Linked DNA regions of Homo sapiens: regions 1, 3 and 4 are each linked to region 2. Evidence: chromatin loops called from intact Hi-C (ENCODE). Cell type or tissue: CD14-positive monocyte. All regions are shown on one strand. Each heading gives the region's core, and the rest is flanking DNA. Links, peaks and the distances in the headings are about the cores only. Region 1 overlaps MAML3 (mastermind like transcriptional coactivator 3). Region 2 has its middle 99 kb from the start of MAML3. Region 3 overlaps MAML3 (mastermind like transcriptional coactivator 3). Region 4 overlaps MGST2 (microsomal glutathione S-transferase 2).

Region 1 (7,800 bases), core at 1,729-6,728, 440 kb before region 2:
AACTAGCTGGGTGTGGTGGCATGCACCTGTAGTCCTAGCTACTCAGAAGGCTGAGGCAAGAAGATCACTTGAGCCCAGGTCAAAGCTGTAGTGAGCTATGGTTGTGCTACTGCACTCTATCCACCAGAGCAAGACTCTGTCTCAAAAAAAAGAAAATCTTAAAGAGTCTAGGAATTGGAGGCACTAGGTACCTCTGATGATGAAGGTGCACATGGGGCTAAAACACAGTACGATTAGCTGAAATTCTGTATTAGAAGTCGTAGACCCTGAGACCTTCTCCCTCATCCCTCATTCCGTGCATAGTACATGGCCATCCTACTTTTCCCTCTCCACCCTAAAAGGGTTGGTGGTTTTACTCTTTGAAAAAGTAGAAACAGAGAGTTCTGGCACAAGGACACAAAGCGCAGTTGAAGTTGGGAGTGCTGTAATAGAAATGGGAATTAAGTGGAAATCTACAATTCAGTGGTCGGATAATCTTACCTCACTCCAAACCTGTCTGGCACTTGGCTTCAAGAACACTGGCAGCCACTGGCAGCCAGTCTTACAACTTCTAGACAGAAGCCCAGTAGACTCCTATCTAGGGAAATTAACCAGCCTATGAGGAATGACTAACAGATCTTGGATTCCCCACAGCTGGGTTTCAGGCCAATCACTGCCGCTTGAGAGTCCTTATGAAAACACAGGGCTCCAAGTTAGGCTGTTAGTATCTTACTCTTCACAATGAAGGTACAGGTAAAGATTGCCACACATTTAAGGAAAGCCTCTAATATAAAATGCAGACTCCGAATAAATAAATACAGAGAAGAGAGAAAGTAGAAAATAAAAGCAACAGAACATTTAAAAAATCTCTAATATATTCTCAGAAATGTAAAAAAAAAAAAAAAAGGGGAGAACCTATGAGTTAAGAATAGGATGGCATAAAAATAAACATTTAGAAAATTAAAATAAAACTCTTATAAATTAGAAATATAGTAATAGGAATAATATTAAAGGGTGGGAAGGTTAGGTTAAAAACATCTTTCAAAAATAGAACAAAAGTAAAAAATATGAAAAATAGAAAAGAAAAAGATAAGAAAATAGGGATTCAGTCCAAAAGGTACAAGATCCAAATAACAGGAGTTACAGAAACGAGAAGAAAAAATAGAGTAGAGAACATCATAAAATTATCAATGAAATCATAAAAGAAACTTTCACAGAACTGAAGGACATGAACTTTCAGGTTGAAAGGCCCAGAAAATTCCCTGAACAATGGGTGCAAAAAGGGCCACAGCAGGGAACACCACTGTGAAATTTCAGAAAGCTAAAAATAAAAGAGATCCTAAATGTTTCCAAAAGTGGGAATTAGAATGGCAGTGGACTTTTTGGTGGCAACCTTGGAAGCAAGAAGAAAATGCATGAAGCGCTTCAAAATTCCTCCTGAAAGTTATTTACAGCCTAGAATCCTCTATTTGGTCAGACATGTGAACAGAATAAAGCTATTTTCATACATGCAAGGCCCCAAATTTTACTTCTCATGTACCCTTTCTCAGGCAGTGATCAGAGAATACATTCCACTGAAATGGGGACTAAACCAAGCCAGAGAAGACTTGGAATCCATGAACTGGGTCCCCACAGGATCAAGGTGAAGCAAAGGCTCGGGGTGCCGGCTCTGCAGCCATCCAGACAGGGGCCAAAGGATGCAGGACTCCAGAAGGAAGGATCCCAGAAAGAAAAAGAAATGGATTGATTACCTGATGTTTGCAAATGTATTGAGAGAAGATTCACCCTTCTGATGAAGACTCTGTGAATGATTTCAGGACAGGACCACAAAAAACTGAGCAAGGAAATAAGGAAACAGAGCCAGTAACTGCAGAAAAAGCAAAAGTGGCAACAGAAATGTCATCAAAGCCCAACATGCAGCTAGCTACAGTACACAAACACAAACACACACACACACACACACACACACACACAGAATGATGATTTCACCAAAAGTTGTGATATATCAATAAGTAGGAAGATGGAAGAAGAGGAAGCGTATCTGAGAGGCAGAAAGAGAACTGTGGGTAGGTCTCCCTGTTCCATGGTAGAAAGTCGATAAGTAGTATCTAAAACATAATAATCAAGAGATAACTGCAGAAACACGTTATTTAGAAGTACAGATTCATACTAGAAGAAGTAGCTAAAAATTTGTAAAGCTTTGGAGAGCAGAAATCAGGATGGCGATGATGCTTCCTATCATATAAGGCTTATGCCTTACAGAACTCTGTGATCTCAAGTTATGTAACTACTAGCTGGCTAAAGATACTGACTAAAAAACAAAACAGCCAACTAGTTATCCCTGAACACCTAATCAGACTGAAGGTGACTCGAGTGTGTTTAATTCCCTCAGGCTTTGGAAGCCATCCCGAGAGGGTTTCCTGTCACGGGGGACGATTTCAAAACTCCCAGCACTGCTTCCCACAGATCTGTGCCCAAGCTTCTCTTGATTTGTGGCTGCTGTGTAGATATGAACGAACTGTAATGAACTGTGTGGTTCAGATACTTTTTGGTACAGCTACGATAGCTGAAAGGTGGGTAACACCCTCCCCCCACCACCAAGACTTGGTAGGCAATGCTGATAATGTAGTTTCTGGGGCACACAGTGGCTGGGAGTTTTCTGGGGACCTTCCAAATCCTACCTGCATCTGAGCTTTGTGACCCTCCCTTTGGATTCTTGCCAAAATAGTCCAGCAACTGCTCTTCCTTCCCACACCCAGTAAAGAGCGTAGGGCTGGAGGAACCTGGGCAACGGAAGACAAAGGGAATTTTCTACAGAGAGTTTTATATGCTATTTCCATGGCTGTGCTATAGAAATGAAAGAGTATCATTAGGGTTTAGAGTCTAATGAGGCAGCATTAGATAGGCCAAGGAAAAGTCACTCTATGTAAAATATAATTATCTGGAGAAGAAAAGTGAGTGTACTTGGATTTAGACCACATGAGAGCCAAAACCTAATTTTGATGAGAAACTAAAATTCTGGCTATGCAAAAGGCAGACTAGGAAGCTAGAAAGCCCGACTTATGAATAAAAGACAAATAGGTCTGTTCTGGAACTTGGTGTCCACTTAGTATCCATAACATGGATGGTTTGTAAATTCAGGAATAAGGGAAGGTAAGATCCTGAAGTGTACTGTGCTTGCTAAAAGAAACTGTTTTCAGGAATGAATCATTTCTCTTACAACAGGTAAATATGGCCTGCTGAATAATAATAGCCCACATTCATTCAGAGCTTATTATGTGCTAGGCACTTTAAAGTGCTTTATAAATACTAGCTTATTTAATCCTTAAAACAATTTTATGAGATATGGACTATGACATTTGCGTGAGAGGTAAAAGTTTCTATTTTATAAAAGAAAAGACACAAAGAAATTAAGTAATTTGCTCAAGATTACAGATAATAACTGGCAGAAAGGAATTCAAATCTGGGCTCCAAAAGCCCAGGTTCTTAATAGATCTATCTCCATCAATTATAAAATTAATACAATGATCAGTATGCAGAGGCCTAGGCAGAATAAGATATTCTGCATTCATGGTGCATTTTTTAAAGGTACTACTACTACTACTTTGTGTTTAGTATATACTTCAGATTCCAGTTCAGGTTTCCAGAACTCAACTGGGACAAAGTTAAAAGTTTTAGTTCAAAACTGAAGTTTCCTCTGAAGACGAGTTTCAGAAATCAGATCCTGGCTCCCTGCCTTGCCTACAATTCATCTTAGACCTCAGGAGATAAACACCAGCTTGAGCAGTAACACAGCAACAATACGGACGACGATGAGCATAATAAATAATACTTCTAACGCTTGAACCCTTGTGCTACCAGGAAAAAAAATAAAACACTCATTGTGTCGAATGGTAGAAATATCACATCTGTGCATATATTCACCCCAGCTCCAATATAATTCTAAGACTGCCAAGCTCTGAGACCTAGAAATGGTGAGTCAGTCAGGAGGGGAGGAAGAGAGGGGAGTGCGAAGATAAAAATAGAGATGTTGATTGCATTGTTACTAATTCAGTTTAGCTCCAACAGCCCAGCGTGGTGAGTCAACAGCAGTGACAAGACACAAAGAAGAAAGAAGCACCGTGCTCTGAGGGGCTGAGCGGAGGGGATGCAGACGGTCACATCAGTAACTTCATGCCAAAATGAAACCCGCAGCATCGAGGCTGTGGTGTGAGTTCAAAAACAAACAAGTGAAAGTGCCGAGGGATAAAATGGGCTGAAATCGATGAGCAGCAGTGCGGCCGACCCTCTGGTAAAAAGCTGCCTTTTGTAAGAATCCCCTGATTGTGGGGGATGGGGCCTGCAGATCGTGAGCTTAGAGGCCAACTTACACCATTCGAACAGAGTATTGTTTTCTCTGGGGTATAAGGCTTACTGTGATTCCAGACGTGTCGCCATGGCAGCGGTGGGGGAGGGAGAGAGGAAAGGAGGAACAGACGGGGGTCACCAAGGTCCTAATTCTCATGCAAGGGCCCCCACGGCTCAGCCCTGTCTCCCTGAGAAGTCCAGTGTTGTGCTGCATCTTCTTTCAAGACACCACTGATGTCAATCCAGTTCAATTTAATAGATCTCGAGTGCCTACTAAGTGTAGGTCTTTCACTTCTAATTAACATTAGCATCTGTTAAAATACCTAACCTCTGCTTGGTTCTAGAAAACTAAAAGGGAGAAAAAGACCTAGATTCCACGCTCTCAACATTTATCTTGTCCTATTCCCAGACTGTGTGGCTATACAGGTTAAAGATACATAGCCACACGGAGGGAATATAATGAATGGATGTATGTGAATGTGCTAGTCATTCCTAAATGCTAACTTTATATTACAATTAGAAAGAATGAGAGTCCTTTTGCATTCTTAGAGTCTACTGTGATGGTCTTCCTCCTTCTAGTTTGTCGCCTGTGTACAACACAGGCTAGGTGCTAGGCGACCCTTCTGAAACATACCTCTGCCATGATGTCACTCTGACTACCTTCAATGGTGATCCAACACCATTAGCTTGGAAATCAAGATCTGCCATAGCTGGTTCTGATCCTATCTACCAGTCTTCCTCTTCTGTTGTTCAAATGCTTCTATGTACTTAGAAGGGTGTAATAGGTAGAGTGAATGGATGGATGGATGGATGAATCATAAAACAGACAAACAAACATCAAAAAACTCACTTCCATCTCCATTTGTTGGCTCAGGGGTCACCATATCTCCCCTTCGAGAATAATTTTTTTTCCGTGGCTTTCATCCATGCAAATTCTGCCAGGGTCTAGGTTATACCTCAAAATCCATATGATCCAAATGAAACCCATGACCTCCACCTTCTGTATGTCAGTGACTGGGACCACTGTCGTCAATCTGGTTTCATAAGCCAGAAACCTAGGTTCCATCCCCATTTCCAAATATTGCCAAAGCCCTTTCACTGTCACCTCCTCCATATATATCACCTCCCTCTGTTTACATGTCCTATCCCTCCATTCAGTGATTTTTCAGATCAGAGGACTGAAGTCACCTCCAAATGAATCTCTTCACATCTACTCCCCTCCATCAGTTTTCTATGCCGGGTTAGGGGGATGCTTTAAAATGATCCTATCACACTCCTCCTTGAAACTCTTCAGTGACTTTCCACAGCTCTCAGGAGAGTGGGCAGAATCTTACCACCAACGCTGAAGCCATCTGACCAGTATGTCTTCCAGCTTTGCCCCACCCCACTTTCCTCTGGCTCTCTGCACTGGCCTCCTGGCAGCTCCACCTGCTCACTGTGTTCCTCCCAGCCTTGGGGACTCACTTACTGCTTCTTGTAGTTATGACTTCTTGTAGCTGGAATGCTCTGCCTCAGCACCATCCCCAGCTCATCTCATCTGCTGGTATAGTGGTTTTCAAACTTGAGGGTCTATCACAATTGCCTGGTGGGTTTGTTAAAATGCCACAATACTGGGCACCACTCCTGAGAATTTCTGATACTGTAGGCCTGAGGTGGGACCTGATCATTTACAATTCTAACAAGTCCCCAGGTGATGCTGATCCTGCTAGTCCTAGAACCACGCTTGGAGAATCACTGCCCCGGCTACCGTCTATTGGTTTTCCGGATCTCTGAGAAACCTTCCTTGACTGGCACCTCCCTCACTAGGCTAGCTTAGACATGCTCATGGCTGTCTACACATTTCCTTCACAGCACCTGTCCTCATCATGGGCTGTAATTATGTATCTGTGTGATTATTTCATTAATGTCTGTTTTTGTGGTTAAACTCCTGTGCCTGTGGTTAGGCAGCATCTCTGTTTTCTGTCCCCAGTGTTTACTAAGTACTTTGCCACATAGTGTGTGCTCATAAATATTTGCTAAAGCAGGACTAATCTCTTCCATGAGATTTTTTCTAACTAATTGAGGTCATATCACAATTCCTTCCTACTCATGACTATTTTACTTAGGAGAAGTCCATCCTCCTAAGAGCTGATACATTTTAGAGGTTCCCCAGGAATAGGAAAATCATCAAACACTACAGAATACCAATGAGAGTTGGAGAAAAATTGTCATTGTCAGAACGAAGGAAGTTGTTACAAAAGACACTAGTGCCTGCTATGAGGCCCACTTCCTTGTGTTGGGATGATCAAATGGGATATTATATGGAAAGAACTTAGTGTAATACCTAGAATGAAGCAAATACCCCAAAACATTCACTACTATTATGGATTACAGTAGCCTTTGCAACCTGGGTCTTGTAGTATCAGTTCAATTTCAAATATTCTGTCCCAAGGTCATATTTCTTCATATATTTTGTCTAGAAAATCTGGTTGTACATATGGCCTGTATCAAACATTTTAATATTCATACAGCATATTATACTTGACTAAATGCGGCAAACACTTATTAAGTGCCTATTGTATGAACTCATTTGGCTGGCATCAGAGGCGCACGCAAATGAATAATGATCCGATAGGGGAGAGAAACAAACAGCCAGCAAAAATGTAAGGCCGAATAAAATAAGCATGAAATGAAGGCAGGTATAAAACCTACAGGTATGGAAAAGGATGGATAATTTCTGGCTGAAGTGGTATTTGATTGGGCCTGGAGCGGGGAGAGTGATCTTGACAAGCAAAGAAAAGCAGCAGAGCATTTCAGGCCAGTCCAGGAGGAGGGAGCTTAATGGGCTGAGGTTCTGGCTCCCTGAAGTGTGTGGCTCACTCAAGAGAAAGAGAAAGAACAGTGTTCCTGCAGTGATGAGAGACATGGTGAGACAGAGAGGAAGCTGAAAGGTATTTGGAATCAGATTATATATAATCTTGAATATAATGCTAAGAGGCTAGTATTTTGTTCCATAGGTAGCATGGCTCCAATTGTATCCCCTGCATGAAGCTGCTTCGATATCTTATTTTTTTTCTCAGATTTGGCTTAGGGAAGAAGACAGGTGTGATGTCTACAATCATTTGATTGGCTAGATTTGCAAGGCTGGCCTTCAGCTCACTTTTAACTTCTTCTTGGGTATTTTTTTCCAATTGGACTATACTGCCACCCGATAAGTGGTCACACGTAGTTATCACTATTTTCTAAACGCCCAAGTGTTCTCAGAGATATGATTATGAAAACAAGATTAGCAAAAATAGCTAAGTATAAATTGGTAGCTTCTTAACAAATGCTTGACTCAGATTTCTCTCCAATCTAATCCTACCCAGATCTGAAGACTTTCTTTAACTGACCATGAGTGTTGATATTTTACACTTTATGACAAAAGTCCTTCCAGGACATACATGGTTCTCATTTATAGCTGTTTTCCCATGTGTTGAAGAACACACTAATTTT
Region 2 (7,800 bases), core at 1,721-6,720:
TCTAAAAATATAGCAGAAATAAAACTTTCTGAAAAAAATAAAAAGCTGAAACAGTGTCACATCAAAAATAAGAAATGGATTTTAGGGGATCGGGATGGTTTTCAAGAGGTTGATGTTTTCTGACAAGCCAACCCCATTACAGGCCGCTATCTAGGGGATCTAAAGTCTACACCAAATAACCAGCCTAGAACTCTAGCAGAATAGTATAAACACCCACTCAGATATCTTAGATTCGTTTACACTTAAAAATATGAGTTAACTATACGCATTGGCAGATATTTCATCAAAGTACAGATTTCAAGTAGCATTTGGTCAGCCGAAGACTATTATCTAGTGATTTATTTTAAATAGCTTTGCTTAAATTAAAAACATGATTCTTTTTTTTTTTTTGACGAGTCTCGCTCTGTTGCCCAGGCTGGCATGCAATGGCACTATCTCAGCTCACTGCGACCTCTGTGTCCCAGGTTCAAGTGATTCTCCTGCCTTAGCCTTCCGATTAGCTGGGATTACAGGCACCCAGCTAATTTTTGTATTTTTAGTAGAGGCAGAGTTTCAATATGTTGGTCAGGCTGGTCTTGAACTCCTGACCTCAGGTGATCCACCTGTCTCAGCCTCCCAAAGTGCTGGGATTACAGGCGTGAGCCTCTGTGCCTGGCCAAAAACATGATTCTTAAGTGTGAGCAATGGTGAAAATTTGTAAGACTTCTATTAGATAGCGGTACACAAGAGTTTGCCACTGCTAGGGTCATGGACTCAGCCTCACGTCTCTATCTACAGGTAACTGGTCCTAGAACTGACCCAGGAAACTTCAGAAAGAAGCAAAGTGACCTGACCACTTTAGCATTCACACCTGATCCATGGAGCAGCCTGGCTCTGTACCCTTCAGGTCATCATAACCTGTCTCCTCCCGTTCACCTGCAGCCTTTTTAGAGGCAGGCTGCTAACACGAAGACAGAGATCTGACACAGCCTCCTCTTCTGTGCTCACACTTCTCCCATGACATGCTGGAACCAGCACATCAGAGCAGACACACTCGTAATAAGACCAAAAAGCAGTGACAGTGCTGACAATTTTACACCTAGGCCAGGTGCCAGAACCGACAGTGGGGAAGAGGTGCAGGGAGGGAGGGGGATACCGTACTCTGAACACTTTTTTGAAAACACAGGTTAGGGTTACTATTAACTTGCTGCTACTAGGAGACTCTGGTTTGAGTTTTGTTGTTGTTGTTTTTTTCCCCTAGATCCTTTGAAGGTGGGGCCTCAGGTGAGGTCAAAAAAAGGTTTTTAGATCCCAGACATATATGGAACTAGCAGAGCTGATCATTTGAGGGGGCAGAACCCTTATTATCAGCCCCACGTTGGCCAATGGAAGCCTGGGACTTTTTTCATGTTGCCATGTTCGTCATCTATACAGCATCTATGCACCTCAAATAGGCTGAAATATTTTTATCTTACAGTTGTTTTGTGAGTCAGGAATTCAGGGATAGCTTAGCTGCATGATTTTGGCCCAGAGTCTCTTTACCAGGCCAAGCTGTTGGCCAGGGCTGCTGTCATCTGAAGGTGTGATTAACATTAGAGGATCCTCTTCCTAGAAGGCTCACTCACACGGCTGGTGAGTTGCTGCTGGCTGATGGTGGAGGCCTCAGTTCCTTGAAACATGGACCACTCCAAGCAACTGCTTGAGTGTTCTCATGACATGGTGCCTGACTTTCCCCAGAATGAATGACGCAAGAGACAGCAATGTGGAAGCCACAATGCCTTTCATGGGCTTGAAAGTCACACTGTCATTCTGCAATATTCACTTGGTCACACAGGTTAGCCCTGCTTCATAGGGGAGGGGAATATACAAGAACATAAATACCAGGAGGCAAGGGTCACTGGAGGTCATCTGGGAGGCTAGCAACCACAGCTGCCTATTGGTCCTGCCACTGCCTCTGGGAATCAGTCTGCCCAATGCCTGAACAGCTATATAAATCCGATGCTCACGGAAATTCTCCAGTATCCTTTTAGAGAAGGGTCCACAGCTCCTGACCTACTTGCCTCAGGTGGGTGCTGGCTCAGTCCCTTGCCCTAGCCACCACACCTCTGGCTGGGCGGCAGTGTGCATGTGGGGACGGCTAGGAAGGAGGCCCTGATGAGCCAGACACACAATCATGGCTTAGAATGCGACTTTAAAGCCAGGCCCACCCCCAGAGACTCTTCGGGCTCTAAAATGGCCAACTAAACCTAAGTAAGTGTCTGAGTTACACCTGTGAGGCTCTGGGGAGAATGCGGCCTCACTGGATTTCTGCTCTTTTCCTGGAGGGAAATAACCTTGCTGACTCAGATGGGAGTAAGAAGCTGTTAGCAGTTGCTGGGTTCACCTTCGATGGAAATCTGGAAATTCCAATGAACCACCATCATTTTCTGCAAGATAATCTAACCTAATTTCAACTGTAAAATTTAAATTTTCAAATGTACTGAAGAGATAGTACATGCCAGGCATTTATACACAGTATTTCCCTTAATCATCACAAAAAACCTGTGTAGTAGGTATCAGGCCCACCATTTTATAGAGGAGTGAACTGAAGCCCCAGAGGTTAAACTCCCAGCTAGCAAATGGGGGAGCCAGGGTCTGCCTCCCAAGCCTGGGTGATAGGGCTCTGTCAGAACTCTCCAAAAGAGAAGGGGCATAAATCACAGGTCTATCCAGGGAGCGGAGGGAGAGGGGGAGTGCCCCACACAGTCACAGCAGCAGGGCAGGAGGAGGATGGGGGCTGGGGGCAGCGGAGGACAGATGGGAGCTCCTGTTAGGAGCCACGTTTCCTCGGCTGGGAACCCCTACTGCTGAGTCTCTGCAACAGCGATGCCAGGTCTGTCTCAAGGGCGGCAAACTGTGCCTCTCCCTCCTCCTGCAAGGAGAGTCGGGTTGTTCATAATGATAGGTACTCTATGCCAGGCTTCCTGCCAAGTTAAGAACCACTTTTTAAAAATCTTCACAACATTCCTAGGAAGTAAGTATTATTCCCCGCATTTGATAGCTGGGGAGGTGCGGAGTTGGGGACTTTAGGAACATCCTCAAGGTCACAGAGCTCCAGGGTGTCCATGCTCACGTTTCAATCCAGGCTTCTGACTTTAGGGCCAGCAGAACTCTTTAACATCATGTTCCACCAGGCAGAGGTTGGGGGGTCAGGCGACCACATGGGCCGTTCATCTTTGCAGGAACTGACAGCGTTAGCCCCGACACAGAGGGCATGGGCCCCGCGGCTCCACCGGGAAGGGGGCTCGCCCGCCGGCCCGGGCACCCCCTGGTGGGGCCTCCCGCTCTCGGGCTCGGGCAGAACCCGCTGCTCAGGGGCCCGCGGTCAGGTCAAGGAATCCTCCTGTGGGCCTCGGCATTCCTCGAGGGGAGGGCGACTCCCGTCGGGCGGGCCTGCGCTCGGGGTGGGTCCGGGCTCCGCGGCCGGGATGGGTGAGCTGGGGAGGGAGGCGCCCAGGCTCGGGCAGGCGTCAGGCGCCGCGGCGCGTGGGGCTGTGCACGCGGTCACCATTTTCCTCCTGCTGGTCTGTGTGTCCCTCCGGCGGGAGCCGAGGCCGGCTAGGCCGCAGCAGCCCCGCGCCCAGGGAGAGAGGAGGAGGGGAAGAGGCCGAGGGCGCCCTGCTCCTGGGTCGCCGAAGCCCCGGAGGCTTTGTGTATTCGGAACCGGATTCACCACCTCCCCCGCCACCCCCGCCTCCCATTCCCGCTTTCTTTTTCCCTGACCGAAGTCCCAGTAGAGTATCCAGCAATTAGCACGCGAGGAGGGGGTGGAAGGCGGCGGCGGCGGCAGGGGTGGGGGCGGCGAGACCCCGGCTCTGGGCTCGGCCCCGCGCTCCGCCTGCGCTGCCTTCGTGCGCCACCTACCGGCTGCTCGGGGCTGCTGCGGCGGCCGCCAGAGCTGTTCCTAGGCGGATCTTGATCTCCGTGGACAATAGACAATGGGATTTTTTTTTTGGAACAATGATTTATTTTTGGGGGTGGGGATAAGGAGGAAGGAGGGAGGGAGGGAGGAAGCAGTAGTGTGTTTGTCATCGCTTTAGAAAAAAAATCTCTGTTCTATCATTGTTTCTGCATATCCATTATATTGAGGACAAAAGAATCCCGTTCTGGAACAACAAAGCCAAGGGAAATGTTTTCTGTGGCTGACATTTAATTGTGTGCACAAGGTGCTACATTATCATGGGGAGAGATTGTAGAAAAGAATAGGGCAAGCCTCGGTTCAAAAGCCTGACTTTTCTGCTTTAAGATGTGAGCTTACATGTGCCCCATTTTAGATTGTCTCATATATCTCCACTCATGTTATACACGACGCACAATTCTCCGTTTCCTTATAGTTTTCCAACCCACCGCAAGCATTCCTTGCGGATTATTTTTGCACCACTTCCAAGGTCTATTCCTTTTACAGTTAACAGGGATCATCATGTTTTGCTTCACAACCTCTCTACATGTTTCTTTTTTAGAAGCTGTTAGGGACCTTGGAGAACACGTAGTCCAACCCTCTCATTTTACAGATGAAAGAGGTAGAATGCCTAGTCCAAAGTCACACAAATAATTAGAGAGGGAGGCAGGACCAGACCTCTTGTTTCCTAATCCCTGGTCCCTACGACCTGCTATTTGATGTCCTAATGCCCAGCACTCCTGGACTTGCTCATTCCATGGCCTCCTTTCTGGCAGGAGAAACCCCCTCACAGCGAGTTGTGTTCCACAAAGATGGGTGCTAATTCAGGCCGAGGGGACAGAAGTACAAGCTTCCTGGCTTGGTAATCCCTTTTACCCCCCTTTCTGCCCCACCACCTCTGTAGCGTGAAGAAGGGGAACAGTGTGGGTGTCATCTTAATTTATTCATTTCATTATTTTGCTGTGATAAGTTAATATGTAAAACCTATTGCAGTTGTCCCCAACTCTCCAGAAAACATTCTCCCCTGGGATGCAGGGACTGAGCGCCACCTCTGATACTGGGCTAAACCAGAAGCATAACAAGAAATGTGTTCCATCTTTGGAAATTGTACTCAGTGGTCTCTTGGCAAAGGTGGTTTGCCCTTGGGAACTTAAATGATATGGATTTCTTTCTAAGGCTCATGAAAAATCCTTGGGAAGAGGCAGATAGCTGATCATGCTGTAGAACAGAGACATTTTTCTTATGCCACCTTCCAAAACACTACAACAGACGGCGCTCCCCTTTAAACTATTACTGTGTCACACTGAGACAGAAGAATTTTCAAGTTTTAAATGAGAAGCTCAGTAAACATCTTTGCACATCCAAAATGAGTCAACCCATCATAACAGCCTGCTTGTTTTAAAAGTTGTTCAGTCTGTTTAAAGCAAATAGACCAATCTCACAGTCTGCAGACAACCAGACAACAAGCAGAGAAAATTTCAAAACAAAAGGCCAGAGCATTCCCTAACTCTCTTTAAACTGTCTTCTAAAAGCATAGAAAAGAAGAAAACACACTTGGGTTGTAAACAATTTCTAAAGCTTTCTGCTGGGTTTTGGCACTCTAAGAGAACTGGTTTATACAGGGGCCATGTGACAGGGGCCTGTTAACAGGGAGCTTAGATCTCTAAACCTCCTAGTTTTCCTTTGTTTGTTCCTTTTTTTTTTTTTTTCCTACAGGGTACTGATTCATCCTGTCTCCACAGAAGGATCCACAGTTCAATGATATTCTAATATGGCAACCACACACTTACAAACACCTTGCCTCAAGGATTTTGTGAGAATCAAATGTGATCAAATGAGATAATGTAGGTGAAAGTACTTTAAAAAGCCTAAGGTACTCTTCAGATGTGAGGTCTTACTCCCTTGTATTTGAGCGTTTGAAGGCATTGAAATCATTAATTGGAGCACTGCTGTAACTGTGCTGTAGAGCTGTGATTTGGCCTTTTTTTTTTTTTTTTTTGACAGGGTCTCACTGTGTTGCCCAGGCTGAAATGCAGTGGCACAATCTCAGCTCACTGCAACCTTCACCTCCCAGGCTCAAGCGATCCTCCCACTTGAGTCTCCCAAGTATGGCCCGTTTTTCAGATAGGAACTTAGGGTTACACTTCAAGGGTAAAGCTTAACGTAGATTAGAGCATATTCAAATCTCATCTTAAAGAATATCCTCACATCATGTTGGAATCTGGTAAATGCTAAAATACTGGTGACTCATTGCTTCCCCAATGTCCTTATTTGGTAGCATGCAAATAAAAATGATCATTTTCAGATTTAGATTTTCTCAAACCGTGGTGCGAGCAGCTATTTTTACTTTTGCTTCAGTCACCATTCTCTGTAGTAGAAAGTGTATTTAGAGTTGTAAAAACTGTTTTTCCATTTGCAGCCTAAATTTAAATATAGGATACAGCCACCAAAGTACTCTCCTGGTCAGATACAGGAGTCACGATAGTGAAATCCAGGACTTCTGACATGTAGTCCTCATTTCCATCCATTTAAGGACTCCATATCGCTAACTTCACAAGTGCTTCATGAGACCATTTCCATAGCACTTCCCCTTAGGACACCTCAATTGACTTGCAGATGTTCTATTGCTAATTCTCTTAACAGTTGTATTTGAGAGTGGTGGGTCCATTGGAAAGATATCTGACTTGCAGAAAGTGAAACCTCACCCAGTCATCTGCCTTCTCTCTTACAGGCCATGGGACATATACCCTGTACTTGGCTCCACAAGAAATGACTGATGTCACCAAAACATGAGCAAATCTTAGAACCCTAATTTCCCAATAGTTGTTGTCCTGTCCCACCAAAACCAAAAGTTGGGCATGGTGGCTCACACCTGTAATCTTAGAGTGTGGGAAGGCCAAGGCAAGAGTATCACTTGAGGCCAGGAGTTTGAGACCAGCCTGGGCAAAATAATGAGACCCCCATTTCTACAAATAAGTAAATTAATTAAAAGCCCAAGCCTGCTATCACATTTCTCCAGGGGTCAGAGCTGGAGTTTACCTCCTGCTCAAGACACTGGCTGCTGGGTCAGAGGAGATTCGGACACATCACCTGGTTTAACCCCAGGACTCTATGTGACCTTCATCCCAGCCCTGACTCAGCAGCCTGCCCTGTGACTAACTTCCTGTGACTGGGCTTTCAGATGTTGATGTTGATGATGTCCCTGCCAGGATAACCGGTCCAGATTGGCCAGCTGTGAGAATAATTCAAGTGGGTTTCAGGTAAATCACTTTCTGATCACCAATCTCTTTCTCTTTGATAAAATATCCTGTGTCTCTTGGGGCCAGGTTGGTGGCACTAACTCACTGGATGCTTATGTTTATGAGGCTTTTAGGGGTAGTTAGATGAACCTTGCCAGTTCTCCTGTCCTGGCTGCCCTCTCTTGTTTCAGATTTTGTGATGGACTGGAACACTTAGACCCAGAATCTGACACCAAAGCCTGATGAAACATGGGGCAGTGCCTGGCCACCGAACCTGCCCCCAGAGCAGGTGGCTAGAGGCAGGAAATAAAGAGGATGCTGGTAGGTGTTGCACCTTAGGCAACAGAGTGTGCTCTCTCTGCCTAAAGCCACCTGCCCTATACCCATCCCAGATGGGGGCTTGGTCAGTGGGGCCTCCTCCACCTCCCCTCCCCAGACTCTACCATCTTTACTGGGGACTTTGGCCCCAGTAAATTCTTGCAACATATGAAATGCCCAGTGGAAATGCAAAATAATCACGTCATCTTTCACACATTTATGGTATGTTGGCAATGTTTCTAATAGCCACTAAGGGACAAGAGTTTATCTTTCTATCTTACATCTCATAAATCTCTTCCTTTTTTTCATCCCTAGTGTAAATTGTGC
Region 3 (6,227 bases), core at 1,228-6,227, 160 kb before region 2:
CTGCTTTTTCCTATTCCATTCTCCTTGCTCGCAGCAAAGCTGGCTTTAGCTGACAGGCAAGATTTTTTTCCTAAAGCCTTCCAAGATAAGCCAAGAGAGGGGCTGAGCTTCTCCTACCTGCCACCAGTTAGGGTCTACCTTTTCTTTAAATCATTTTCACTATTTTATGTAGGTTTAAGCCTCTGGGTAGAAATCTGTCCCAAAGCAGACAAGTTCCTGTTCCTGAAATGACTAATTCCTTGCACAAGGCAAGAGGCTGGTTAGAACCCTTTCAACTAGAGGGAATGATTAGTGTAAAACAAAACAAAACAACAAAACAAAAACAAAACAAAAAAAAAAAACAGGACCAAGGACCAAGCTGCTGAGGCTGAAGGAAACCACATAAACAAAAACAATACACCCATTAGATAGTACTTGTAAGGTATTCAGACCCTGAGAAATTAGTTTGAATGCAGTAGAAAGGCAGATTACAGGAGAGAAAGGGCTCCCAACTAGTTCAAGGGTTTGTTTAGTCTACTTATCAAGCCCAAACTAATCATCTTAATGGCTGTTTATGCCCAGAACAGGGTTCAAATGGCCTTTCGAAGAAAGCAGGGCAGACCCAGGCTAGCAACCTTCCTCTCTTCGAGGACTGCAACCTTCTTCTCTCCAAGGACCCCAGGATTCTCCTTACTAAGGATCCCCACTCTGAGCAGGTAAAACAGCAGGCCATAGTTTTATTTATTTCCTATCTATTTATTTCCTATCTTCAAACGAGACTATACACTCCAAAAAGCAGTGGGGTATCATCTCTGTTGTCCATTGCTCTATCTAGCTTATAGATCATTTTTGAGATAAAAACTTTATATATATATACGTATATATATACGTATATATATATATACGTATATATATATATACGTATATATATATAATATCAGAGGGTTAATGAACTGTCTGGAGGGAAAGATGGGAACTCAGACTTAATTTAACTCCTTGCTTTTCCCCGATGCAGACACCGAAACCTTGCGACTGAGCATCAACAGGTGCCTTCCTCCTGCAAGGAAACTTTCAGAAAATCTTCAAGGTAAACCAACTATCATTCTACCAGAATCAAGGACACCGGTTTCCAAAATTCTAATCCAAAAGGGGGAGTGGGACTGGGGGAAGATCATCAACAAGGCAATCCTTCACCTACTCCTACTCCTCAAAGCAGCATCAGATGAGAAGCCGGGTGAGGCATGTTAACCGAGAAGCCCTCCTCCAATTAATGTGCTATTGCTCCTTTAAAACCGAGAACAAACGGCGCGGCCGCTCCTGATCCCGGAGGCTGCAGAGCAGTAATTGTCACTTAGCCACTTAACTCCCCGCCGCACTGCTCACTCACTCATCGTGGTTTATCTCTCAGCCAATTACTGCTGTCATTTGCGTTTCAATGTGTGCCATCAGGGGCCAGGCCCAGTCGACAGCAGAACAGAAAACACCGGGAGGAGAGCCGACTGGCTTCCAGAGGCGGGTGGAGCCCACACCTCATTCCCTGCTGCTCTGTGGGAGCTTGGAAGGTATTCTCCTATCGCAGAGGCTCCCAAAACAGCTCCAGAAGGGACCCAAAACTACCTGACCACACTCCAGTTTTGTGCTGTGCCTGGCTGTACACTGAGGCAACCAAAAAGAAAAATTTGAGCCCTAAGTACCAAGTCAATAATAAGGATGGTGATATTAAAGCAACAGAAACTTTAGCAGCTTAGTGTGACAGCAGACAAGAGACAAGTAGAGGAAGTGGCAAGGATTCCTGCACTGTATTATTGTGAAATCCACCCAGGGCTAGCCTACAAATGTGAAGACAGGAAAACTTTATAGGTCTCGCTGCTCTTTTATGCGAGCAGATTTCCAGGCACGATGTTGTTCACCCATCTATAACTTGGCCCCAAAGTGTGAGGAACATATGAATTTTCTTAGGCGGTCCTGAGTTGAAATATCTAAAAATTATATTTGCATTCTATTGCCATATTATAGACTGGTGATACATTCTATACTTGGTAACACAATTTCATTTTTAAAAAAATTTCTTCAAGGCACAACCAGATGTGACTTTTTATAACTAAATCAGAAAAAAAGCTTGCCAGACCATGTGTCCAGATTTTTCAGTTCTGCAAAGATATCCTTTCTGGTTGCTCAGTGGATCCTAACCACAAAAGCTAAGACTCATGTTTGTTTGTTTTTTTTTTTTTTTTTTGAGACAGAGTCTCGCTCTGTCGCCCAGGCTGGAGTGCAGTGGCACTATCTCGGCTCACTGCAATCTCTGCCTTCCGGGTTCATGCCATTCTCCTGCCTCAGCCTCCCAAGTAGCTGGGACTACAGGCACCCGCCACCACGCCCTGCTAATTTTTTTTAATTTTTTTTTTATTTTTAGTAGAGATGGGGTTTCACCGTGTTAGCCAGGATGGTCTCGATCTCCTGATCTCGTGATCCGCCCGTCTCGGCCGCCCAAAGTGCTGGGATTACAGGCGTGAGCCACCGTGCCCAGCCAAGACTCATGTCTTTAAATAGTTTGTTTACTCTGCCTTCCTGGATCAAATCTATACCATCATGTGCTGCATTAGGGCTTTTCTCCCAGAAGGTTGAAACCTCCCATGATTGTAGAGGCAGCACCTTGGCTGTATTACCCTAGCCTGAGATTTCCTTTGGAGTGCATTCGGTCTGGCCGTCAGGTTGTCCTGCTCACTGTGCAGCATGATCCCCCTGACATTCCATCCTTTGGAGCCCCAGTAACCACAGCAGGAGGGCCAGCAGCTGAGGCTGAGCCAGAAGAGACCTGTTCTAGCTGGATCTGCACAGCCTGGTCTCTGGGTCTAAAATAAAACTCTTAACTTCTCTGCCAATGAGCTCTGCCAGGCCTGATGACGTAACAGGTCCCTTCAGTTCTATTTGCAGGCAAGGTCCATTTACATCAGGATTTCATCCAGGTAAGGGGGAATTTGGGAGGGGGAGGGAGTGAGGGACTCTCAGAGAATGGACCTGTCTTCCCATCATGCATGGAAAAGGTCTGAAAGAGCTGGTGAGGTGCCAAAGTAATTGTACACGTCATCTTGAGCTGTGCAAAGAGGAGCAGGCCTAGCTATAGCTAATTGCTATCCTCCGGCTATATGCTCCCCACTGAATACCAGAGAGGGGAATCTGTTCGGTGCATAACAAAGAAAAATCACAAGTAAAATAAAGCTAAGCAGCAGCCGGCCAACGCTGTGATGCTGCGACCGCCAACCATGGCCAGCCACACACAGGGAAACTCGGATTTGTCCTCACTCATCTTCTCTCAGGCCTTCTAATTAAGAAAACCTTAAACTTGGAACCAATTTACTCCTTTCTCGCTCATTTAAGTCATCACCCTGACCCATCTCTGATGAAGACAGAGCACTTCAAACAATGGAGAGTAGTTCCTAAGATAGCCGGTGGCCAACGTGAACTTCCTAATTAAGGACCCACACAAAAGTAACTTTCTCTTCTTCTGGGCTCTTTGTGTTTGTAAAAATGCGGCTTCAAGCTGAACAAACTATTTGATCATCTTCCCGCTTCCTTCCTCCTTTCCTGTCTGTCTGTCTGTAATGTTTCTCAGCTGATCAATAGCTGTCTCTCTGTGTCATGAAGTGTGCAATAAGCTGTTCTTTTTCTTTTGTCTCAAAGCCAGAAGACGCTGTATGGAAAGACCAGTTCCTCTTCTCCCACCCTTCTAGCTGTGCGTGGCAGCCCAGTGGAGGTCTGGACGCTTGCCACTGAGTGCCAAGAGCAAAACCCAGGCCAATCAGCAGGACGGATCCAAGCCCCTGACTGCAGCAGAGGTGCCTCTCCGCAGCCAGGCTGCAGCCACCCACAGCCTTGGGGCTGCCCTGACCCTGCCTCAGGCAGGAGCCCCGCCTCCTTCTCAAAGGACGTCACAGAGTACCTGCCCTTGGGGTGCCACACATCTTTCTTTGCTCTCTTTTTTCAGATTCAATTTGCCTGAATAGGAAGAACCTCTCCTTCCTGCCTAATCTATTCCCAGAAATCCCAGCTGCTCTCCCCAACTTTCACAGAGCAAATCAGTAGGCCCACCACTGTCCATGTTGGAGATCACACTGAGCCTCGTCTGGACCCCCCACTGCTTCTGGAGCATCTCCACAGACGGTCAAATCTGCATATCCAAACCTGAATCCTTCATCTTTCTCTCCCACTTGACCCCCAATTGGCAACAACACCCTGCGCTCCAGGCTGAGGGTCAGGCTTAACTGTCCCCTCTCCTCATCTCCTACATCCTCTGCAAGCTTTCTAAATTTTATTTCACACACATTTCTCAAATCCAGCCCCCAGAATCTAGAGATAAGACCACAGCCCTAGTTCAAGCCCAAATCCATCCTCCTCACTGCCCTTCTTGCCCCCTCTTCTTTCCAGGGGCCGCCTAACACAGAATTCTAACTCCATTGCCCTGTGTCCCTCTGCCCTACCCTCCGAGCCCCCCAATAACATCTGAGAACCCATGTTCCTCTCCACTGTCACCCACTCAATCCTTGCAGCAGGGACCTGCACTGGTTCCTACCCCGCCACAGGAAGCTTCCTGCTTCCTGTTCAGGCTCCACCCTCTCCAGAGAAAGGCCCCTCCTCCCCTTCACCCAGCTAATAACTCTGACTTTGTTCACGGACTCCCCACCTCCAGACTGGGCTAAGTGCTTCATACACATTTCTGTCATTGGATCAAGCTCCTAAAGGGCAGGGACTGGGTAATATTTCCCTGTGTAGTCTCAGCACCCAGTTACACACTGTGGGCTCCTGTTACACACAGCAGGTTCTCAGCAATTGGGATATTGCATTTGTACTTTCAGATTACTAGCTGATGCTCTCTATTACCTACCACAGGGCAATCAATACCTAAGTATGCCTTAGACCCATTCTGGTGCTACCTATTTAAAGAAGGCAGACTCCTAGACACCAACGGTTGTGTCTATGGAACATATTTTGTCTAGCAACTTACGCACTTTGGGGTACTTAATAACTTGATGGAGTTGAAGATGATGACGGTGACAATGACGTCAACCAGGACAGGAAACTGGAGATGATTAGACATCCTTTATTCTCCAAGGCTGTGTAGCTGCTTAAAACAGTTCTCGATGAGTCACAGAATGACAGCTCATTTATCTTGAAACCTTAACTAACCAGAATACAGCATGGACCCTCAGTCAGACACACTTCTGAGAAGCTGAAATACGTATCCGAAAGTTCACATGCTTGTCCACACACAAGTTAAAGAGGTAACTTGTGGAAGGGGTCATCTAGTCTGCATTCAGGGCCTATTTATTCTTGCTTAACATTCACCTTGATAATCTATGCGATCTCATTCCTCAGTCACAGCAAGTTATTTGATGTAAAATATGAGAAGAGGCGAGGTGGCAAGAGGCTGCTGGGGACTGACACGTGGGAGCAGTGCAGAAGAGAACCCTGACAAACCTTAAAAGAACACAAAGTACATAGTAGTCTTGGGATGGCTCATGTTGAGGGACAATGAGTTCCACACATATTAACAAACCCTAATGACACCATCACACAAAGGTACAATATTTACCCTCACGATGATGAGCAAGATACCGAGAGAGTTACATTCTGTGCAATATTTTCTACCTGCAGAGAAAAGGAAGTTGAGAGAATATTTTAAGATGATTTCTATCAAGGTGATTTTTTTTAAGGAGTTTTAGCATTTACTGAAGTAGATTGCATTTATCTGGAAATTTTGCTGCTGAGATACCTGACAAATGAGCCATTGCTTAACTTCATCCAGCATGGAACTATTAAGTAGCCACGGCACAGGCCTTGCCCACCAAGAGTGCACAGCCTAAAACAGCCCAATACCCTGGAGAATACATTTGTATATTTAGTTTTATTTTAAAACACAGTGAAACAGGAAACACTATCTGCCAGAAAACTACCAAATATAGAATGTCCCACACCTCCCCATCCATGCAAAACACAAACGGACTAAGATTTCAATTCAGGGCAAGAGCATAAGAGATGAGTCTATTTCAAGGCAGGTTCCACTTGGGAAATGATAATCTTCTTTTGGTCTTGATAACCCACTCTCCTCAGTCTCTCTCTCCTTTCCTCTCTCCCTCCACCTTTCACCACCTCATCTCAGCTCCTTCAGTGTACAGGAGCTGCTTAGAAGGAGAAGACGAAGCCGAGGTTTTGTTCGAGTTGTTACAGTCCCATGGTCATTTCCGTAGTGG
Region 4 (7,800 bases), core at 1,252-6,251, 580 kb before region 2:
TATATTTTCAGACCTACTGCTCTGTCGCCCGGGCTGGAGTGCAGTGGTGTGATCTCAGCTCAACTGCAGCCTCTGCCTCCCAAGGTCAAGCAATTCTCCTGCCTCAGCCTCCCGAGTAGCTGGGACTACAGGTGCGCCACCATGCCCGGCTAATTTTTGTTGTTGTTCTTTTTGTTTTTTTGAGAGGGAGTCTCACTCTGTGGCCCAGGCTGGAGTGCAGTGGTGTGATCTCGGCTCACTGCAACCTCTGCCTCCCAGGTTCAAGTGATTCTCCCGGCTCAGCCTCCTGAGTATCTGGGACTACAGGCACACGACACTGCACCTGGCTAATTTTTGTATTTTTAGTAGAGATGGGGTTTCACCGTGTGGGCCAGGCTGGTCTTGATCACCTGACCTCAAGTGATCCACCCGCCTCAACCTCCCAAAGTGCTGGGATTACAGGCACGAACTACCGCACCTGGCCCCACTCTCATCATATTATTCCAAAAATAGCCATGGTCTCTCTGAGGCCCCTCACCTGAGAGAACAGAAGGGCTTCTATCCCTTGGGGCTGGAGGTGAGCCCAGCTGAATCCTCTTTCTTGGGGCTGGACTGGGAGTAGGTGGGATATCTCAGTACCTCTTCCATTTACTGAAGCTCATTCCTCACACTTGCTAGTGTCACAAACAGATGCCCATTGGGTGCAATTAACGTAAGAAAAGATAGCACTTTTAAGGCTTGCTTACTCCCAGCCTCATTTTGAAGCTCTAGGCTCCTGTGCATTACTAATTCATAAGTCTAGGAGCACATACCTTTCATTATTTCCATTTTATAGGTGGAAACAAGAAGACTTGCCAAGTATTTTCTGCAAGGCTGTGAAGCATGTTAGAAGCAATGGTAATAGCAGGTGCAGAGTGGCCAAGTCCTCATTTCCCCCTCAATGGACAAATCCCTTTAGCTGAGCCCATGAGTCATTGGCCTTTCCAGATTGATGCTGCCCTGGAGGGATGGAGCCCAGGGTTGGAGACAGTCAGGGCCCATCTGTACATTCCTTCTCCTCACTCTGCTCTCTCAGGCTGCAGTATGAATGAGAAAACTCCAATCCCAAGCATTTACACACTTTTTTTTTTTTTTTTGACTCGGAGTACAGTGGTGCGATCTCAGCTCACTGCAACCTCCGCCTCCTGGGTTTCAGCAAATCTCCTGTCTCAGCCTCCTGAGTAGCTGGGACTACAGGTGTGCACCACCAAACTCAGCTAATTTTTGTATTTTTAGTAGAGACGGGGTTTCACCATGTTGGCCGGGCTTGTCTCAAACTCCTGACCTCAAGTGATCCACTAGCCTCAGCCTCCCAAAGTGTTGGGATTACAGGCGTGAGCTACTACTGGGCCCGGACAGCATTTACACACTTTAGATATTCAGTGACAATGTTTAAATCCTAAACAACAGCTTATTTGTAGCAGAAGGGGATTAGTGGAAGGGAAGAGCCTGCTTTGAGAGCCCTTGCTACACCAGGATCAATATTGACTTCTTGTGAGAGGGGGAGATCATATCCTGTTCCAGTAGGAAACACATTGCCTCTAATACTCTTAACACAGGGAGAGACCCAAACTATACACTTGGTGTGGAATTTTAAAAGGAAACATTTTTAAAATATTAGCAGGTAGGAAACAGATATTGAGGTACTAAAACAAGTCAGACAAGGAGATAGTGGGGGAGACAACTGGTAAGGAGCTAAAACTGAAATAAATAATGTGAAGCGAAATAATAGTTACTGTAACCCAACTGAACGTGGGTCCATTCACCCAGCATACAGAAACAAACACAAGCACCAGGATTTGCAGTGACAGAAAGGGAAGCATTGATTGCAGGGTGCCAAGCAAGGAGAACTGGGCAGCTAATGCTTAAGACCCTAACTCCCCAATGGCTTTCAGGCAAGGGTTTTAAAATTTTATTTATTTTATTGTTATTTGAAACAGGGTCTTGCTCTGTCACCCAGGCTGGAGTGCATTGATCCTGGCTCACTGCAGCCTTGTCCTCCCAGGCTCAAGCGATCCTGCCTACTCAGCCTCCTAAGTAGCTGGAACTACAGGCGTGCACCATCACCACACCTGGTTAATTTTTGTATTTTTATTTTCTAGACATGGGTTCTCACTATGTTGTCCAGGCTGGTCTCAAACTCCTGGGCTCAAGCAGTCCTCCTGCCTCGGCCTCCCAGAATGCTGGAATTACAGGTGTGAACCACCATGCCTAAATGGGTTTTTAAAATTTGAGATAGGGTCACACCATGTTGCCCAGGCTGGTCTTGAACTCCTAGTCTCAAGTGATCCTCCCACCTTGGCCTCCTGAAATTCTGGATTACAGGAGTGAGCCAACAGACTTGGCCCAAGCAAGGGTTTTTAAAGGCAGGGGTATATTTCAGGAAAGCAGAAGGTATAGGAAAGATAATAAATCAATACATGGAGGTTATACCTTGGTTTGGCCTCAAAAGGCAGGATATCTTGACACAGGGGCTTACAGGCCACAGGTGGATTCAGAGATTCTTTGGTTTGCAGTTGGTTAAGGGAGCAAGGCTTTGTCTAAAAACTTGGGTCAGCAGAAAGAAATATTAAGGTTCTAAGCTAAAAAGTATCTGAGACAATTTAGAAAATTTATTTTGCCAGGGTTAAGGACATGCCCGTGACACAGCCTCAGGGGCTCCTGACAACATGTGCCCAAGGTGGTCAGGGCACAGCCTGGTTTTATACATTTTAGGGAGACATGAGACATCAATTCATTTATGTCAGATGTACATTGGTTCAGTCCGGAAAGGCGAGACAACTCAAAGTCTATATCCAGGTCATAGGTAGATAGGAGACATTCTTTTGAGTTTCTGATTAGCCTTTTACTGAATCAAAGGAAGCAATCAGATATGTATTTGTCTCAAGTGAGCAGAGGAATCACTTTGAGTTCTGTCTGTCCTTTGTCCACAAGGAATTTCCTTGTGGGTAAATTGTGAGGGAGCTATGTAGTTTTTTTTTTTTTTCTTTTTTTATCTGGTGTCTAGGCAAAGTGGCTCACTTCTGTAATCCCAGCACTTTTGGAGGCTAAGGCGGGTAGATCACTTGAGGTCAGGAGTTCAAGACCAGCCTGGCCAACATGGTGAAACCCCATCTCTGCTAAAAATACAAAAAACTAGCTGGGCATGGTGGCACATGCCTGTAATCCCAGCTACTCAGGAGGTTGAGGCAGGAGAATTGCTTGAACCCAGGAGGTGAAGGTTGCAGTGAGCTGAGATCATGCCACTGCACTCCAGCCTGGGTGACAGAATGAGACTCTGTCTCTTAAAAAAACAAAATCTTTATAGCTATCTTATTTAGGTATAGAATGGGAGGCAGGTTTGTCCAATGCAGTTCCCAGCTTGACTTTTCCCTTTGGCTTAGTGATTTGGGGGTCCTAAGATTTATTTTCCTTTCATGAGGTTTAACCCGTGTGTGTGATTCTCTGCAGGCCCCTCAGGAAGAAATTTAGAACAGGGAATGGTGGTCAGAATTCAGTCCTCAGTTCCCGCTTAGCTGAGGTCTGTGTGACAGTGGTCAGCATTTTCCATCTGGTGGAGGTCCTGGTTTCTGAGAAACAACTCAAGAACTTATGTGAAGACGTTGTCTTTAGTTTCTATAGGGAACCGAACGTCTTGTAACTCTGTCTTATTTGGGTGACTATTATTTAAACTATTATTATCTTCTCGCTTAGCGGGACTGAAGGATAGCAAGGTGCTTGGAATTTCCCTTGAAGGAACTCAAGAGTTTTTATTTCCGTGCTTGAGGTGGCTAGCAGGTCCCTAAGAGTGTTCCTTGCTCTGTCTCCATGCCAGAAGTTTATTATGGGGTGAAAAGAGGAAGTTAAGGACAGGAGGCAAGACCTACTGAAGGCTCAAAAACTGACAGAGGAGGAAGTATGGATGTGGAAGTGAAAGAAGTCCACAGAGCTCATCACAAGATGAAGGTGGTCCCAGGCATCAGAGTTGATTATCTAATGAAATAAAGGAGAAGAAAGTCATACTGTTTTATAACAGGGAAACGTCGGCAGGTAGGAGCCATCATCCCCAAAGTTTTCTTGTACCTGCTGGGCAAGGTGTCAGAGCCCTGGCAATGGAAAGTGATTGGCCCACAGGGAGTAAGAATTTACCGACAACAATATAGGTTTGAAAAGGAAAGTTTTATTAGATTGAGAGAAAGCTGCAGAAGAGTGCAGCGGGCTGCCTCAGCGAGAGGACTGAGCGCGCCGGGGAGGATTTTCCTTAGGGGTATTTATGGACCTTAAAGCAAGAGCTTAGGGGTAATTTGGTCCATATTAGCCACATATGTCATGATAAATGATTACATTTGTAGACATTTTGGTGTCGTAATGTCAGCAAGGGTTGCACAATGAGTTTTGTCATGCATGCATTCCGGAGATGTATAGAGGTAGAGAAAGTCTAGTTACATATAAATTTTGGGGAAAGAAGCCTGGAACCGGCCTTAGATATAGGGAAGATCAATTATTTCTAAACTCCTCAGATAAGGAGTTCTGCCTCTGGATGGTCGGCTTCATGGCCACCAGGTGGTCTTTGCTCTCTTTAGTGGCCCCTCCCTCCTGGCCTCCTCATCTCCAGGCAATCTTTATGTCACTATAGATTCATTTGCATTTTGAGAATTTTATATAAGTGAAATTATTCAGTAGTACTCTTTTTTAAAATCCTTGCTTTCATTCAGCATAATTATTTTGAGATTCACTCATTTTTGGGGGGTATCAATAGTTTATTCCTTTTTCTTATTGTTAAGTAGTATCCCATTGTATGGCTCTATCATGATTTATTTATCTACTCACCTGTTGATGGATACTCTTGTGAGTCAGGGTTCTCCAGAGAAACAGAATCAATACACACACTCACACATAGACACACACACGGAGAATTATTTTAAGGAATTGGCTCACACAGTTGTGGGGGCTGGCAAGTCTGAAATCTGCAGGAAAGGCTGGTAGGCAAAAGTTGATGTTACAATCTGGTGTTGAAGGCAGTCTGGAGGCAGAAGTCCTTTCTCTTTGGGGGACCTCAGTCTTACCTCCTAGGGCCTTCAACTGATTGGATGAGGCCCACCCACATTAAGGAGGGTAATCTGCTTTACTCCAAGTCAATTGATTTCAATATTAATCACATCTAAAAAAACACCTTCACAGCAACATTTAGGCTGGTGTTTGACCAAACAACTAGGCACCGTATGCTAGCCAAGCTGATGCATAAAATTAGCCATCACAGAGTTGTTCCTGTTACAAACAAAGCTGCTGTGAATATTTGTGTACAATTCTTTGTACTGAAGGAAATAAAAATATTTTACCCAAGATAGATTTCTTTGACAGATTTTCAAATGGCCCTGCAAAGCTGTTTTTTGTGGGGGAACTTTGCATTGTGGAGAATCTCCATGAATGCAGCAAGGCCTTCCCTTGTCCAGATCTGGGAGAGATTAATGGAGTCTGACACCTGTAAAGATCTGGAAGAAACACTTACCATCTATTTTCTCTAAGGGGCTGCTATCTGTGAGATTTCGTCTGTATAACATGACTCCCTTGGCTAGCTGAGCCTCCTCTTCTTCCCCTCCCATATCCTGTCTTGCCACTAAAACCTGACTTACCACCATAACCTGTTTTTTTGGCCATGTTCTGAGCCTGCATTGCTTCTGTGAACCCAAAATATCTGATAGGTCTCAACCAATTTAGAAAGTTTATTTTGTCAAGGTTAAGGACATGCCCGTGACATAAAAGGACATGCCCGTGACATAGCCTCAGGAGGTCCTGATGACATGTGCCCAAGATGGTCAGGGTACAACTTGCTTTTATACATTTCAGAGGGACATGAGACATCAATCAGTATGTGTAACATGTACATTGGTTTGGTCTAGGTAAGGCAGGACAAATCAAAGCAGGGGCTTCCAGGTCATAGATAGATAAGAGATAAAGGTTACATTCTTTTGAGTCCTTGATAAGCCTTTCACTGAATACACAATTTAGTCTGGCTCAGTGAATCTGCATTTTTTTTTTTTTTGAGACAGAGTTTCACTCTTGTTGTCCAGGCTGGAGTGCAATGGCATGATCTCGGCTCACTGCAACCTCTGTCTCCCAGGTTCAAGTGATTATCCTGCCTTAGCCTCCTGAGTAGCTGGGATTACAGGCATGCACCACCACGTCCAGCAAATTTTTTGTATTTTTAGTAGAGACAGGGTTTCTCCATGTTGGTCAGGCTGGTCTCGAACTCCCGACCTTGGGTAATCCACCCGTCTCAGCCTCCCAAAGTGCTGGGATTACAGGCGTGAGCCACCGTGATCGGCACATTTTTACATAAGCAATCAGATATGCGTTTGTCTCAGATGAGCAGAGGGTGACTTTCTGTCCAGCACCTGTGAAGATAAGCTTTTCCTTGTGGGCAAATTGTGCTTTGTAGCTATCTTATTTAGGAATTAAAATGGGAGGCAGGTTTGCCTGCTGGAGTTCTCAGCTTGACTTTTCCCTTGGCTTAGTGATTTTGGGGTCCTGAGATTTATTTTCCTTTCACATTTCTGTAGCCTCAAGATGGCATATGAACTTCTGTACCTCACTGTGGAGCGGGGTCTTTGTTCTGAAGGCTGCTATGTATACATATGAAATAAATGTGTGTGATCTTTCTTTTAATGTCTGTTAATTAATCTGCCTCATGTCAGTGATTTTCAGTGAACCTCCAGGGGGCCAAGGGCTTTGGCCCCTACAGTATGGACATACAATTTTGTTTCTCTTAGGGAAATACCTATGAATGGAATGACTGGGTTATACATTGGAGGTATGTCTAACTAAAAGACTCCCTTCCAAACTGTTTTTCAAAGTGGTTGTACCGTTTTACATTCCCACCAGCATTGTATGAAAGTTTCAGTTGCTCTCATATCCTCTCCTGTCTTTTTTAATTGCTATCATCTGTCTTTTTGATTTTAGACATTGTAATAGGTATGTAGTACTATCTAATTGTGATTTAAATTTGCATTCCACTAATGACTAATGACGTGCCCCATCTTTAACGCAACATTTCCCTTTACTTGCAGGTTATTTTGCTTTGCAAGTTGGAAAGGCAAGATTAAAATACAAAGTTACGCCCCCAGCAGTCACTGGGTCACCAGAGTTTGAGAGAGTATTTCGGGCACAGTAAGTAATGCTTCTTCCACCCTTCATGGATCTGTGCCTGCCATACAGACACAATTCCTGACTAGGGGAAAGGGATATGGAGAAGACCCTAAGTTCATGTGCAATATCTAGTTATAACAAGTCACTCTTCACAGCCAAGACCGTTCTCAGAATCCAGAAAGTTTGAAGGGTTCGGGGCATGAAGTCTCTGCCCACATCTATTACCAATTCAGCAGGGTATATTTACAGAAAAGGCTGGGATCTCAGGAGGGACTGCTGTGTCTCCCAAGGAGGGTCACTGGGTCAAAGAGGCCCCCTGGAGCCTTGTGAGACCACAATAGTCTGAAGTTGGATTCGTTATGCTACAATTTTCTATCTTATTTTTTCCTCCCTACTTCAAAACAGAGGTAGATCAGGATTAATCTTTTGCCAGTTTCTCTGTGAACCATTTCTTAAAATCAGAAACCTGTAAGAATGAGAAAGCTTGCCAGCTCACATGCATGCGCCATGTTTTTTGATCATCTTGTGCTCCTTGTTTTTTCAGACCCACACAAAATGTTCCACCATAAACACCGTGAACTTGCCTGCTGCAGGAATGCTAGGGCGTACTTTATATTTCATCCCCCAAAATACGTGCTTTAAGAAACATTTCATGCG

The links. Hi-C counts contacts between places; a loop is a spot of excess contacts. Peaks named below come from ENCODE experiments on the same cell type or tissue, not always from the same donor. Only the 100,000 strongest peaks of a DNase experiment are listed, where the experiment ranks them.
Region 1: a loop joins it to region 2, with 4 times the contacts of the local background. A loop is called at or near these places in 4 of 110 quality-filtered maps.
Region 3: a loop joins it to region 2, with 4 times the contacts of the local background. A loop is called at or near these places in 16 of 110 quality-filtered maps.
Region 4: a loop joins it to region 2, with 2.6 times the contacts of the local background. A loop is called at or near these places in 10 of 110 quality-filtered maps.

The regions. Positions count from the first base shown.
Region 1 is chr4:139,812,104-139,819,903 of GRCh38, forward strand. All of the region lies in intron 2 of MAML3 (mastermind like transcriptional coactivator 3), which reads right to left. Among named protein-coding and RNA genes, the nearest start is that of MGST2, 150 kb to the left of the region's middle. RefSeq lists enhancers at 3,650-4,219, 4,220-4,787. In CD14-positive monocyte, for the core only: no CTCF peak of the experiment used is centred there; a DNase peak (open chromatin) is centred at 4,028; H3K4me3 peaks cover 2,097 bases; H3K27ac peaks cover 1,782 bases.
Region 2 is chr4:140,249,471-140,257,270 of GRCh38, forward strand. No RefSeq gene overlaps it. Among named protein-coding and RNA genes, the nearest start is that of MAML3, 99 kb to the left of the region's middle. In CD14-positive monocyte, for the core only: CTCF peaks have their summits at 3,877 (motif pointing left) and 4,076; DNase peaks (open chromatin) are centred at 1,721, 2,331, 3,891, 6,671 and 1 weaker place; H3K4me3 peaks cover 1,355 bases; H3K27ac peaks cover 826 bases.
Region 3 is chr4:140,091,220-140,097,446 of GRCh38, forward strand. All of the region lies in intron 1 of MAML3 (mastermind like transcriptional coactivator 3), which reads right to left. Among named protein-coding and RNA genes, the nearest start is that of MAML3-AS1, 34 kb to the right of the region's middle. RefSeq lists enhancers at 1,005-1,856, 3,816-3,865. In CD14-positive monocyte, for the core only: no CTCF peak of the experiment used is centred there; DNase peaks (open chromatin) are centred at 1,782, 3,712, 4,612, 5,072 and 1 weaker place; H3K4me3 peaks cover 3,400 bases; H3K27ac peaks cover 5,000 bases.
Region 4 is chr4:139,671,479-139,679,278 of GRCh38, forward strand. MGST2 (microsomal glutathione S-transferase 2) reads left to right here. Exons shown (of 5, transcript NM_002413.5): 2 at 7,065-7,164. Among named protein-coding and RNA genes, the nearest start is that of MGST2, 9.6 kb to the left of the region's middle. In CD14-positive monocyte, for the core only: no CTCF peak of the experiment used is centred there; DNase peaks (open chromatin) are centred at 3,893 and 4,373; H3K4me3 peaks cover 1,803 bases; H3K27ac peaks cover 3,857 bases.